Regions from separate parts of the Homo sapiens genome. Here region 2 is linked to region 1. A link is a contact called in ENCODE Hi-C or POLR2A ChIA-PET data. All regions are on one chromosome and are shown on one strand. Each heading gives the region's core, a stretch centred on a gene start or an enhancer-like site at or near the end of the contact. The rest is flanking DNA. Distances are from core to core; before and after follow the strand shown. Region 1 holds the start of AUNIP (aurora kinase A and ninein interacting protein). Region 2 holds the start of SFN (stratifin).

What was found. Hi-C counts contacts between places; a loop is a spot of excess contacts on that map. ChIA-PET counts read pairs that join two places held with the same protein, here RNA polymerase II (POLR2A). Pooled maps may share reads with other maps.
Region 2: a loop to region 1 is called in a pooled map, with 3 times the contacts of the local background. The contact joins the promoter of SFN here to the promoter of AUNIP in region 1. A Hi-C loop is called at or near these places in 1 of 50 pooled maps. POLR2A ChIA-PET finds 5 or more read pairs at or near these places in 2 of 52 experiments (HCT116 and HEK293).

What each region holds. Positions count from the first base shown.
Region 1 is chr1:25,857,062-25,862,880 of GRCh38, reverse strand. It overlaps AUNIP (aurora kinase A and ninein interacting protein), which reads left to right and starts at 3,424. Exons shown (of 3, transcript NM_024037.3): 1 at 3,424-3,601. The coding sequence starts at 3,524. PAQR7 (progestin and adipoQ receptor family member 7) reads left to right here. Exons shown (of 3, transcript NM_178422.6): 3 at 1-1,397. The coding sequence ends at 82. RefSeq lists enhancers at 1-233, 2,518-3,143, 3,017-3,246, 3,144-3,769 and silencers at 2,607-2,666, 3,267-3,526.
Region 2 is chr1:26,861,039-26,866,857 of GRCh38, reverse strand. It overlaps SFN (stratifin), which reads right to left and starts at 3,709. Exons shown (of 1, transcript NM_006142.5): 1 at 2,402-3,709. The coding sequence starts at 3,645. The coding sequence ends at 2,899. RefSeq lists enhancers at 1,351-1,660, 1,871-2,000, 3,145-4,024 and a silencer at 3,894-4,043.

The DNA.
Region 1 (5,819 bases), core at 2,175-4,674:
GCTCACGGTGGGCAGCAGCATCCTCACTGCATTCCTCCTGAGCCAGCTGGTACAGCGCAAACTTGATCAGAAGACCAAGTGAAGGGGGATGGCATCTGGTAGGGAGGGAGGTATAGTTGGGGGACAGGGGTCTGGGTTTGGCTCCAGGTGGGAACAAGGCCTGGTAAAGTTGTTTGTGTCTGGCCCACAGTGACTCTCTGTGCACGACTCAACTGCCAAGGGCATCACTGGCCAATTCTTGGATTTAGGGATTGGCTAGGAGTTGCTGGGGTCCACTCCTGGGCCTGCCCCAGCTCCTTGCCCAGGGAGAGGGAAAGAGTTAACGGTGTGGGCCACTCCAGCTTGCCCTTCCACTGCCACTCACTGGGGTGAGGCTGGGGGTCAGCTTGGTGAGGATTGGGGCTTCTAGATTGTCTAGGCAGGAGGTGAAACTTAGGCCAGAGTCAGATTTGAGCTGAGCCAGGGGAGGCCTTGGCAACCTACTTCTACTCAGATTTCATTGCTGGATGCGGAAGGGGTAGGCCCAAAATATATACAGGATCTTACTGTCCCTTGAAGCCCAGCCACAAGTGTTGGAGCTGCAGAGAGACCCCAAAGGTAGTAGATTGTGCCAGATACAAATGGGTCCCATCCAGTGCTTCATACTCCTTCAGTCACTATCCCAGACAGTGAGCCCCAGATCTCCTAGCTCTGGCTTCTGTGTCCCACACGGCCTGTTCCCAGCTTCTCTCCTGGTTCCCTTGTTACGGATTCATTTATCCATTCAGTGTTTCCTGGGCCTCTGCTCAGAGGCAGGTCACCACTGGGCCCTGTGGATCAATGCAAGATGACAAAGGCTTTTTTTTTTTTTTTTTTTTTTTTTTTTTTTGAGGAGTTTCGCTCTTGTTGGCTAGGCTGGAGTAAAATGGTGCGATCTCGGCTCACTGCACCTCCGCCTCCCAGGTTCAAGCGATTTTCCTGCCTCAGCCTCCCGAGTAGCTGGGGTTACAGGCATGCACCACCATGCCTGGCTAATTTTCTGTATTTTTAGTAGAGACGGGGTTTCTCCATGTTGGTCAGGCTGGTCTTGAACTCCTGACCTCAGGTGATCTGCCCGTCTCGGCCTCCCAAAGTGCTGGGATTACCGGCATGAGCCACTGCGCCTGGCCGACAAAGGCTTTGATATCAGAATGAACTGTCAAGGGAGGTGCTGGAGAGGGATTAACCTGTGCTGCCTGGGACCCTCAGGGTCTTAGGTTGGGGAGTGTGAATAGGAGTTTGCAGATGGAGAATAGGAAGGGCATTCCAGGCAGAGGGAAACCTGTGCAGAGACCAAGAGGTGTGGAAGGAAAAGTGGGGTTGGGGCTGGGTGGTCTGGATTATGGCCTGGATGCAATAAAGTACTGTGACAGTAGCCACCTCTTTGTTTTTTGTCTCCTGTTTCCGGGAGGGGCCCCTGCTCACATTACTGGAGGTTTTCCGGAGGAAGCTGGGGCCCCTGGGAGTGGACACAGGGTGCAGGGAGCAGTTCTTGTTTTATCTTTGCTGGGGGATGGGGTTGGGGCCTTATATACCATATCTATATATACAAAATTTGTTTGGCAAGGGAGTGGGCGGCAGTTTTATTACTAAAGTTTTATAAGTAGTTAAAATAATGTGTTTAAAATATGATAATCCCACTTTATGATCTGACAAAGACTTTTTTTGTTTGGTTTTTCCTTCAATTAAGGAGGGTTTTTTTGTTTTGTTTTTAGTGGAGGGGGCAGGGGCGTGCACACTCCACCACACATATTGAGCCTCGTCGCATGCGCACCGAAGAAGTATGTTAACTTTTATAATATTGCTTTTTCCATAGTACACAGCAATATATATACAATGAAGGAAAATTGGGAAGATAAGAAAACCCAAATTAATTAGAAATATCACTTCACTGCTGAAATATCATGGGGGACCTTATGAAATACACACACACACACACACACACACACACACACACACACACATAAAATATGTGTATATAAATAAATATTTTGATATAGGCCAGGCATGGTGACTCACGCTTGTAATCCCAGCACTTTGGGAGGCTGAGGCAGGCATATCACCTGAGGGCAGGAAGTTGAGACCAGTCTGGCCAACATGGCGAAAACCCATCTCTACTAAAAATACAAAAATTAGCCAGGCGTGGTGGCACACACCTGTAGTCCCAGCTACTTGGGAGGCTGAGGTGGCAGGATCGCTTGAGCCCAAGAGGTTGAGGCTGCAGTGAGCTGAGACTGTGCCACTGTACCCGAGCCTGGGTGACAAAGCGAGATGGCTCTGTCCACCATGAAGACAGGCTCTGGCTGCAGAGATGGTTGAGGTTCCTGGCTGACCTGCTGCAGACTGGGCAAGAGGTGGCTGAGCTTCTATCCTCCCTCCACCAAAAAAAAAAAATTACAAAATTTTTGGCCGGGCGCGGTGGCTCATGCCTGTAATCCCAGCACTTTGGGAGGCTGAGGCAGGCGTATCACGAGGTCAGGAGTTCGAGACCAGCCTGGCCAATGGTGAAACCCCGTCTCTACTAAAAATACAAAAATTAGCTGGGTGTGGTGGCGTGCGCCTGTACTTCCAGCTACTAGGGAGGCTGAGACAGAAGAACCGCTTGAACCCAGGAGGCGGGGCTGCAGTGAGCCGAGATAGCGCCACTGCACTCCAGCCTGGGCGACAGTGAGACTCCGTCTCAAAAAAAAATTTTTTTTACATATACAATATGTAAACATTACGTATAATGTACATATATTCCATCTATGGAGATTGTGGTTAGGGACGGAAGGATGGGTGGGGGTGCCAACATTTTTGCATTTCCAAGGGGTTTTCTGAATTCACAAAGTACTTTCACAACCTCATTTGATCCTCTTTAAAATCCAAGGCACAGTAAACGGTGAAAGCAGGACTGAAATCTAGTTCCTGACCCCAAATTTTAACCTCTTCAAAATCCTCTCCCATGTGGCTTCGTAGTTACGCTTACATTAAAAAAAAAAAATTACCAAAGTTGTTCGCACACTCGAGTGTCTGGTAACCACTTAGGTCGAGGACCCCTGGTCTGGAGTCGACGGGCCTGATCTCGGCTCAGCCACTTCCTTCTGGGGGTGATCGCGAAGATTCAGCGATGACACGAACAAATTCCTAAGCCCGGGAAATACTGTAAGAAATTTTCAATACAGCAAAAAGAAAATGTACATTTCTGAGGCTGTCGAGAACCGTTCACACAGCAGCTTCCGAATCCGCTCTTGAAAGAGCGGATCAGAAAGAACACGCACTCCTCCGCGCAGGGAAATATGCCGCACGCACTCAAGGGACCGGCCGCGAAAGTTAGTGCGTGGGCGGGGCACAGCGAAGGGGGCCAGGGCCTTGCCGGGGCGGGGCTGGCGCCCGGGGCGGTCGCGACGTAGCCCCGCCCCCAGCGTTGGCGCGAGATCCGAACGTCGGCGGCCGCGGTTCTGGCGTTCCCTGAGGCGCCGGGAGCCTGCGCCGGCGTCCTGCCGGCTTCGTCTCCTCAGCGGCCATGAGGCGGACAGGCCCCGAGGAGGAGGCCTGCGGCGTGTGGCTGGACGCGGCGGCGCTGAAGAGGCGGAAAGTGCAGGTGGGACGCTGGGGGATGAGAGGGCGTTGGGAACCAGGTAGGGCCTGGAGGCGTAAGACGGGAGGAGTTTGGGGGACACCTGGAGATGATGAAAGCGAAGTCGGGGACAGAGAAGGGAACAGCGTTGGGGATTCACAGGCGAGAGGGATTGTGGTCTGAAGAAGGTTGAAAAACGGGGCTTGGGGAGGATGGGAGGGACGGAAGGAAAGAGCGTGCTGTTGGGGGGTCTGGAGGAGCGGTGCGCAGGGAGGGGCGGCGAAGGTTCAGGTGTGGGAGAGGCGGAGGGAAAGTTCGCTCGGAGCAGTTGAACTGACCAGGCTCCCTAGGAGGCCACAGTCCCTGCGAGACGTCCTAGTAGAGGCTGGAGCATTGGGAGATGGATGCGAATGCAAATTGGGGAAATTCTCACCCCGGGGTCTGTTTCCACCCAATTTGCCAAGTTGCAGGCCAACTACCTGCCCAGAACCGGTAACTTTGAGGGGAAAAGTAGAAGCTATGGGAAGGGGAGCTGGCCTCCTATGTACTGAGCAGTCACTGGGTGCCGGATACTGCATTAGATACTGAATATGCGTTATATGTGTCGTCATTCTTGCTGGGAATGAGGAAACTGAGGTTCAGTAACTAACCTAGGCCCGCCTAACTAGAAGGAGCTGGAAATCACATTCAGGTCTGTCACCTAGGCAAGATGCTCTTCAGTCACTGTAAAGAAACAAAAGTGCGACATAATAATCATTCATGTTTATTGAGCATTTTATGCTGGTGCTAAGTGTTTTAGGTATGTTACCTTGTTTGGTACAATTCTATATGGTAGATAGTGTAATGATACCCATTTTACATACGGAAAACAGGCTCAAAACAGACACTAGGGGCAAGATTCTTGCTCTCAGGTTGCTCACAGTCTTATAGGGAAGAAAAGAGGTGTATAAATAATAACAACAATACCTAACCTTTATTGAGTGCTTTCTATGTGTCAGGCATTTTGCCGAGACTTTATACACTTTATCAATGGCAGGTACTCACCAAAATTCAGTAAAGTAGATTTTGTCATTATCCTGGTTTTATAGATAAGAAATTTGATCATTTTATTATTATTATTTATTATTATTATTTTTTGAGATGGAGTCTTGCTCTGTCGCCCAGGCTGGAGTGCAGTGACACAATCTCAGTTCCCTGCAAGCCCCACCTCCGGGGTTCACGCCATTCTCCTGCCTCAGCCTCCTGAGTAGCTGGGACTACAGGCGGCCACCACCACGCCCGGCTAATTTTTTGTATTTTTAGTAGAGACAGGTTTTCACCGTGTTAGCCAGGATGGTCTCGCTCTCCTGACCTCGTGATCTGCCCGCCTCAGCCTCCCAGAGTGCTGGGATTACAGGCGTGAGCCACTGCGCCCGGCATATTATTATTATTGTTATTTTTGAGATGGAGTTTCACTCTTGTTGCTCGTGCTGGAGTGCAGTGGCGCGATCTAAGCTCACTGCAACCTCTGCCTCCCGGGTTCAAGCGATTCTTCCGCCTCAGCCTCCCGAGTAGCTGGGACTACAGGCGCCCGCCACTACGCTCGGCTGATTTTTGTATTTTTAGTAGAGACAGGGTTTCACTATGTTGGCCAGGCTGGTCTTGAACTCCTGACCTCAAGTGATCCGCCCGTCTCGGCCTCCCAAAGTGCTGAGATTACAGGCTTGAGCTACCGTGCCTGGCCGATTGTTTTATTTTTTCAAAAATTATCAAAATGGCCGGGTGCGGTGGCTCACGCCTGTAATCCTAGTACTTTGGGAGGCCGAGGCGGGCGGATCACCTGAGGTCAGGAGTTCGAGACCGGCCTGGCCAACATGGTGAAACCCCGTCTCTCCTATAAAAAATACAAAAATTTGCTGGGCGTGGTGGCAGGTACCTGTAATCCCAGCTACTCGGGAGGCTGAGACAGGAGAATTGCTTGAACCCAGGAGGTGGAGGTTGCAGTGAGCCGAGATCGTGCCACTGCACTCCAGCCTGGGTGACAGAAGACTCAGTCTCAAAAAAAAAAAAAAAAAAATCAAAATGTGCAATAGCTATTTATTACTCCTTGAATTAGGAATAAGCCATTTGTACCCTTTGAATACATTCTTGAATGACATGGGATGCGTGGGAAACTTGTATACCACTTTGATTTGTTAGTTAATTTTGGAGACAGGCCTCAGTCCGTCACCCAGGCTAGAGTGCGGTGGCGTAATCACGACTA
Region 2 (5,819 bases), core at 2,460-4,959, 1.0 Mb before region 1:
TCTCTACTAAAAATACAAAAATTAGCCGGGCATGGTGGCGCGCGCCTGTAGTCCCAGCTACACGGGAGGCTGAGGCAGGAGAATGGCGTGAACCCGGGAGGCGGAGCTTGCAGTGAGTCGAGATCGCGCCACTGCACTCCAGCCTGGGCGACAGAGCGAAACTCCGTCTCAAAAAAAAATAAAAATAAAAATAAAAATAAAAATAAAAAAAATAAAAAATTAGCTGGGTGTGGTGGCAGGCCCCTGTAGTCCCAGCTACTAGGAGGCTGAAGTGGGAGGATCGCTTGAGACCAGAAGCTCGAGTTTGCTGTGAGCTGAGATCACGCCACTGTCGCACCTGGGTGACAGAGCCAGACCCTGTCTCAAAAAAAAAAAAAAAAAAAAAAAAGTCCTGGCGCAGTGGCTCACTCCTGTAATCCCAGCACTTTGGGAGGCCGAGGCAGGCGGATCACCTGAGGTCAGGAGATTGAGACCAGCCTGGTTAATATGGTGAAACCCCGTCTCTACTAAAAATATAAGAAAACTAGCCAGGCTGGTGGCATGCACCTGTAATCGCAGCTACTTGGGAGGCTCAGGCAGGAGAATTGCTTGAACCCGGGAGGTGGAGGTTGCAGTGAGCCGAGATCGTGCCACTGAACTCCAGCCTGGGCGACAGAGCGAGAATCTGTCTTAAAAAAAAAAAAAAAGCTAACATTTGTTGAGTCTGTCCTATGGGTTACTTTACAGCAACTATAAAAGGAAGGTACTGTTTTTCAGTTCCCCTGTTTATAAATGAGGACACAAAGGTAAGCAAGATTAAGAGCCTTGGCCAAGGCAGGCTGGGAGTCAAACCCAGGCTGTCTGAGTCCAAAATCGCAAATTTTCTCTTTTTCTTGGGTGGGGGGACCGAGTCTCGCTCTGTCGCCCAGGCTGGAGTGCAGTGGCGTGATCTCGGCTCACTGCAAGCTCCGCCTCCTGGGCTCATGCCATTCTCCTACCTCAGCCTCCCGAGTAGCTGGTACTACAGGTGCCCGCCATCACTCCCGGCTAATTTTTTGTATTTTTAGTAGAGACGGGGTTTCATTGTGATAGCCAGGATGGCCTCGATCTCCTGACCTCGTGATACGCCCGCCTCGGCCTCCCAGAGTGCTGGGATTACAGGCGTGAGCCACCGCGCCCGGCCAAAACCGCCATTTTCACTCTTGTGTTAGCCTTTAGTCCAAGCCCCTTATGATACAAGAGGGAAACTGAGGCCCAGGGAGGTATAACGGCTTTTCCAAGGTCGCACAGCCAGCCAGGGACACAATCCAAGCCTCTCGGCGACAGGTCCAGGGCTGCTTGGATTTCGGAGTGTGGTGGGGGCATCTTGGCGGCCTTTTTCCAGCCAACCCCCGCGGCCGGCCCGGCCCAGGCCCAGCCGGGTGAGCTGATGACTCAACGGGCAAGCACTGCATTTTGCGATCCTGGCTCGTCCCGCTGCTCTAGAGGGTTCCCAGCTCTCGGGCCGGACGGGCGGCAACTTGTCTGAGTGAAACCGGGAAAGCTCCGCCCCTCGGCGCTCAGCGGGCGGCGGGGGCGCCTCTCAGTCAGTCAGCGAGTCGTGGTGTCCGCCAGGCCTGGCGGGCGGCGGGAAACTCGCCGCGCGCGTTCCGCCGCTCACTTTCCCATTGGCCAGTCAGGCCCCCGGGGCGGTACCCTGGGGCAGCTCCCTCCTGTGATTGGGCGGTATTGGCCTCGGGCCCCGCCTCCAGTCCAGGGCTGCGAAGGCGGGACGGAGCAAGGCGGCTGCAGGTTCCGGCGTGTTGCTGGCTGCAGAGAGCTCAGGCAGCGGGCTCGGTAGGCACAGCTCCCAGCGGCCCTTCCCACCCAGCTCGTCCTTCCTCCCCTTCAGCCCGTTTCCTTTTGTCTCCATCTCCGAACTCTGTGGGACGTGACCCTCTCCTAAGATCTAGGCTTTTTTGGCGGCGCTATACCCCTTCCTCAGATCGTACTCCCCTCCGCTGAGATCTGAGCCCTTGATGAAACTGTGACCCGCCTGCAAATCGGGTGCTCAGTGCCGCTCACTACTGCGGCGCTGTCCTTAGATCTCACGCCGGAGACTTCACTATTTCCTGCCCCGCTCCACCAGAGCTCGTCAGCCTCCCGCGCCGTGGCTCCCACTCACCTCCCCTCAGCCCGGCAGAGGAGCCACGGCGCCTCCTGTGGGTTCACCCGACCCTCCCGGTCCCGTCCAGTTTGACTGGGGCCGCCGTGATGGAGAGAGCCGGACCCCGGCCTCACCTGGACTCAAAGTCTTGCGTGCGGGCCACTGAGCCACCTAGGGAGTTCAGGGCCCTAACTCAGAGGTCCAAAGTCAGGGTCTCTAAGTCAGATTCCAGTCCCACTCCCAGCCCATCGCCAAGAACTGGAAGAGAGACAGGAGGAGTGTCACAGGGGAACTTTATTGAGAGGAAACATGGTCACACCCAGCAGACATGCTTTCCCTCAATCTCGGTCTTGCACTGGCGCGCGCGCACACACACACACACACACACACACACACACACACCCATCTCCAGCCCCTGCCACTGTCCAGTTCTCAGCCACAAGGCGGGACACTCCTCAATTCCTACGATCAGAGGCAGCAGGGGCAGGAGGGAGGCAAGAGGAGGGGAGAAGTAGCCTGGTCCTGGGGTCGGGAGGAAGCGGGTGCGGAGAGCAGGGGTGGGGGCATGACCAGTGGTTAGGTGCGCTCAACAGCTGCAAGAAGAGTGGGATCCCCAGCCCCAGGTGGCCTCAGCTCTGCCAGTCCCTCTCCACGGAGCCCTTTGGAGCAAGAACAGCGCCTAGGGGAGAAGGGTGGGGCCTCCCACCCCATACTAGTCCTCTCGGCAGGGTGGGGGACTGGAGGGGGCAGGGCGGGGCGGTGGCGGGCAACACTCAGCTCTGGGGCTCCTGGGGAGCCTCGCCCCCCTCTTCCCCGGCGTTGTCGGCCGTCCACAGTGTCAGGTTGTCTCGCAGCAGCTGCATGATGAGGGTGCTGTCTTTGTAGGAGTCCTCGCTGAGGGTGTGCAGATCAGCCATGGCCTCGTCGAAAGTGGTCTTGGCCAGAGAGATGGCCTCCTCGGGGCTGTTGGCGATCTCGTAGTGGAAGACGGAAAAGTTCAGGGCCAGGCCCAGGCGGATGGGGTTGGTGGGCGGCATCTCCTTCTTGCTGATGTCCATGGCCTCCTGGTAGGCTGACCGGGCTGAGTCAATGATGCGCTTCTTGTCGTCACCGGTGGCCACCTCGGCCAGGTAGCGGTAGTAGTCACCCTTCATCTTCAGGTAGAAGACCCGGCTCTCGGCGTCCCCGGCCTCCTTGATGAGGTGGCTGTCCAGCAGGCCCAGCACGGTGTCGCACACGCCCTGGAGCTCAGTCTCCACCTTCTCCCGGTACTCACGCACCTCGGGCCCCTTCTCCTCCGAGCCCTCCTCGTTGCTTTTCTGCTCAATACTGGACAGCACCCTCCAGGCAGCCCTCTGGCCGCCCACCACGTTCTTATAGGCTACTGAGAGCAGGTTTCGCTCTTCGCAGGAGAGCTCCTCGCCCTTCTCCACGGCGCCTTTCATGAAGGCTGCCATGTCCTCATAGCGTTCGGCCTGCTCTGCCAGCTTGGCCTTCTGGATCAGACTGGCTCTCTCCATGGCTCTGGGGACACACAGGCGGGCGGCGGGCTAACTGCTGCCTGGGACCAATGCCGGACTCTGTGTCTCTCCTGCTCTTGGCCTGCCTTTTGGCTGGGTGGCCAGGCCCAGAGAAGGGTGGGGAGGAGCAGGGGGCGGGACCAGGGCCCAAGACCTGCCTCCCTCTCCTCTCTTCCCCACACCCTTTCCGGCTCTGCAGTAAAGGTAAAAAGGCTGGGATGTGGGGGTGAATCATCAGAACAGTCAGCAGGAGAAATCTGGGCGTGGGCCCCACCTGCACTGGCACCTTTCCAGGCTCCAGGCTGCCCCCTCTTGTTCGGGGCTGGCATCACATGGCTGCCCACATCAGGAAACGGCTTCTCAAATCAGATCCACTTTCACAGTGCCCTTCCAGGGGCTAAGGACGGCTTTAGCCCCTGGCTGCTTCAGCCTCGACAGAGCCCATAAAGGTTCAGGAGGATGGGGTTCCTAATCCTGCCAGGTAACTTCCCCCCTTGGTTCAGGTGAGGATAACTCATGTTTAGGTAGGGCCATGGAGTTTCCCAAGCACTTTCATATTCACGATCGAATTTAATCCCCACCATGTCTCTGTGACACACACAGGACCATAGAGATGGGAACACTAAGTCTCAGAGAGGGGTGAGATTTGCTCAAAGTCACATAGCCACCAATTCCCTGAAACTCCTTTCTGCACCCTCTTCCTTTAGCTTTTCTCCCATTGAGGCCTCTGACCTATGAGCTCCAGACTGTGTTTGGAAGTGAGATCCAGGCTCCTTCTCAGTCTACCTGAAGATGGTTCCATCCTCCAGGCCTCATTCCCCCTCAGGGTCCCCTCTGAGCTCCCAGAATGCGCAGGTGGCAGCTTTCAGAGTGCCGCTTAATGAAGTGTTTAACAAGCAGCCTCTGAAGCTCCAGCCCAGCCTTTGTAATTAGTCACCCAGTAGGTTTGTTGGACACATTTCCCATCACTACACAATTTTCCCTTTCAAGTTGGTGGCCTGTTGCCACTTGTTTGAGGATTTACCCTCTGGCCCTCCACGCCAGGTCACCTGCCCTCTCCAAGCCACATGCCATCAGGTACCAGCGGGGCTCACAGAGGGTGGGGTCCAGCTCCCCGGCTGTCCCACTTTCCTGCCTGACTCAGACTGCTCTCTGTCTGAGGCTGGGAAGCAGTCCAGTTTGATCCCCCAGGGGGGACGCTAGCAACCTGGGGAGAGAGAGGACTGAGAAAGGGAGGTGGCAGTGACACATACCATTCTGTTTTATGGGGCAGCAATTCCAGCTACGTGATGCCTCCCCCAGCCTGTTTCTCAGAAGTTTACTTGTTCTTTCCTTTTTTTTTTTTTTAAATAGAGAGCAGATCTCACTACATTGCCCAGGCAGGTCTCAAACTCCTGGGCTCAAGCGATCCTCCTGCCTCAGCCTCCCAAAGTGCTGGGATTATGGGCATGAGCCACTGTGCCTGGCCTGTTCCTTCCTTTTGACCATTGCCCCATCTCTGACCCCTGGCAGAGTCCTCAGAGATGGAGACCTCTGTTGCCAACGTTCTTTCCCTGCTTGCCGGAGCCCTGGCCTCAAGTTTCATCAAGAGTTTCACCTAAGGGTGTTGGCATTGAGCCTATAGGGATGGATTCCTGCTTATCTGCCCCACCCATAGCCAAAGCTTAGATGGGGCTCAGAGGTAGGGCTCCCTTCACTGGGATTCTGCCGACCTAATAGTTGAGCCAGGATAATTTCACAGGCCTGTGTCTCCCCCAGCTACTCTGAGTGTCTGAACACTCATCTTCCCTCCTGGAGGGAGGCTTAGGCCAGAACTCTGGGGACCAAAGACGAGATCCTTCTCTTTGCCACAAGGAGGAGTAGGGACATGTCTGGGCTAATGCTACAGGGTTTCCAAGGAAGTAAAGGGGATTTTAAGTTTGACGTCCCAAAGATTTTGCTCAAATCAGAGAACTGACACAGAAAACAATAGGAACCACACTAAAATACCAACTTCTAGAGGGTATCTTGAGGTAGTGAGAGTGAGTGATTTTGCTTCCCTTTGATTTTCTTTCTTCTCAATTTCCTTTTTAGAGATAGGGTCTTACTCTGATGTCCAGGCTGAAGTACAGTGGTATGATCACAGCTCACTGCAGTCTCAACCTCCTTGGCCTCAGGTGATCCTCCTGCCTCAG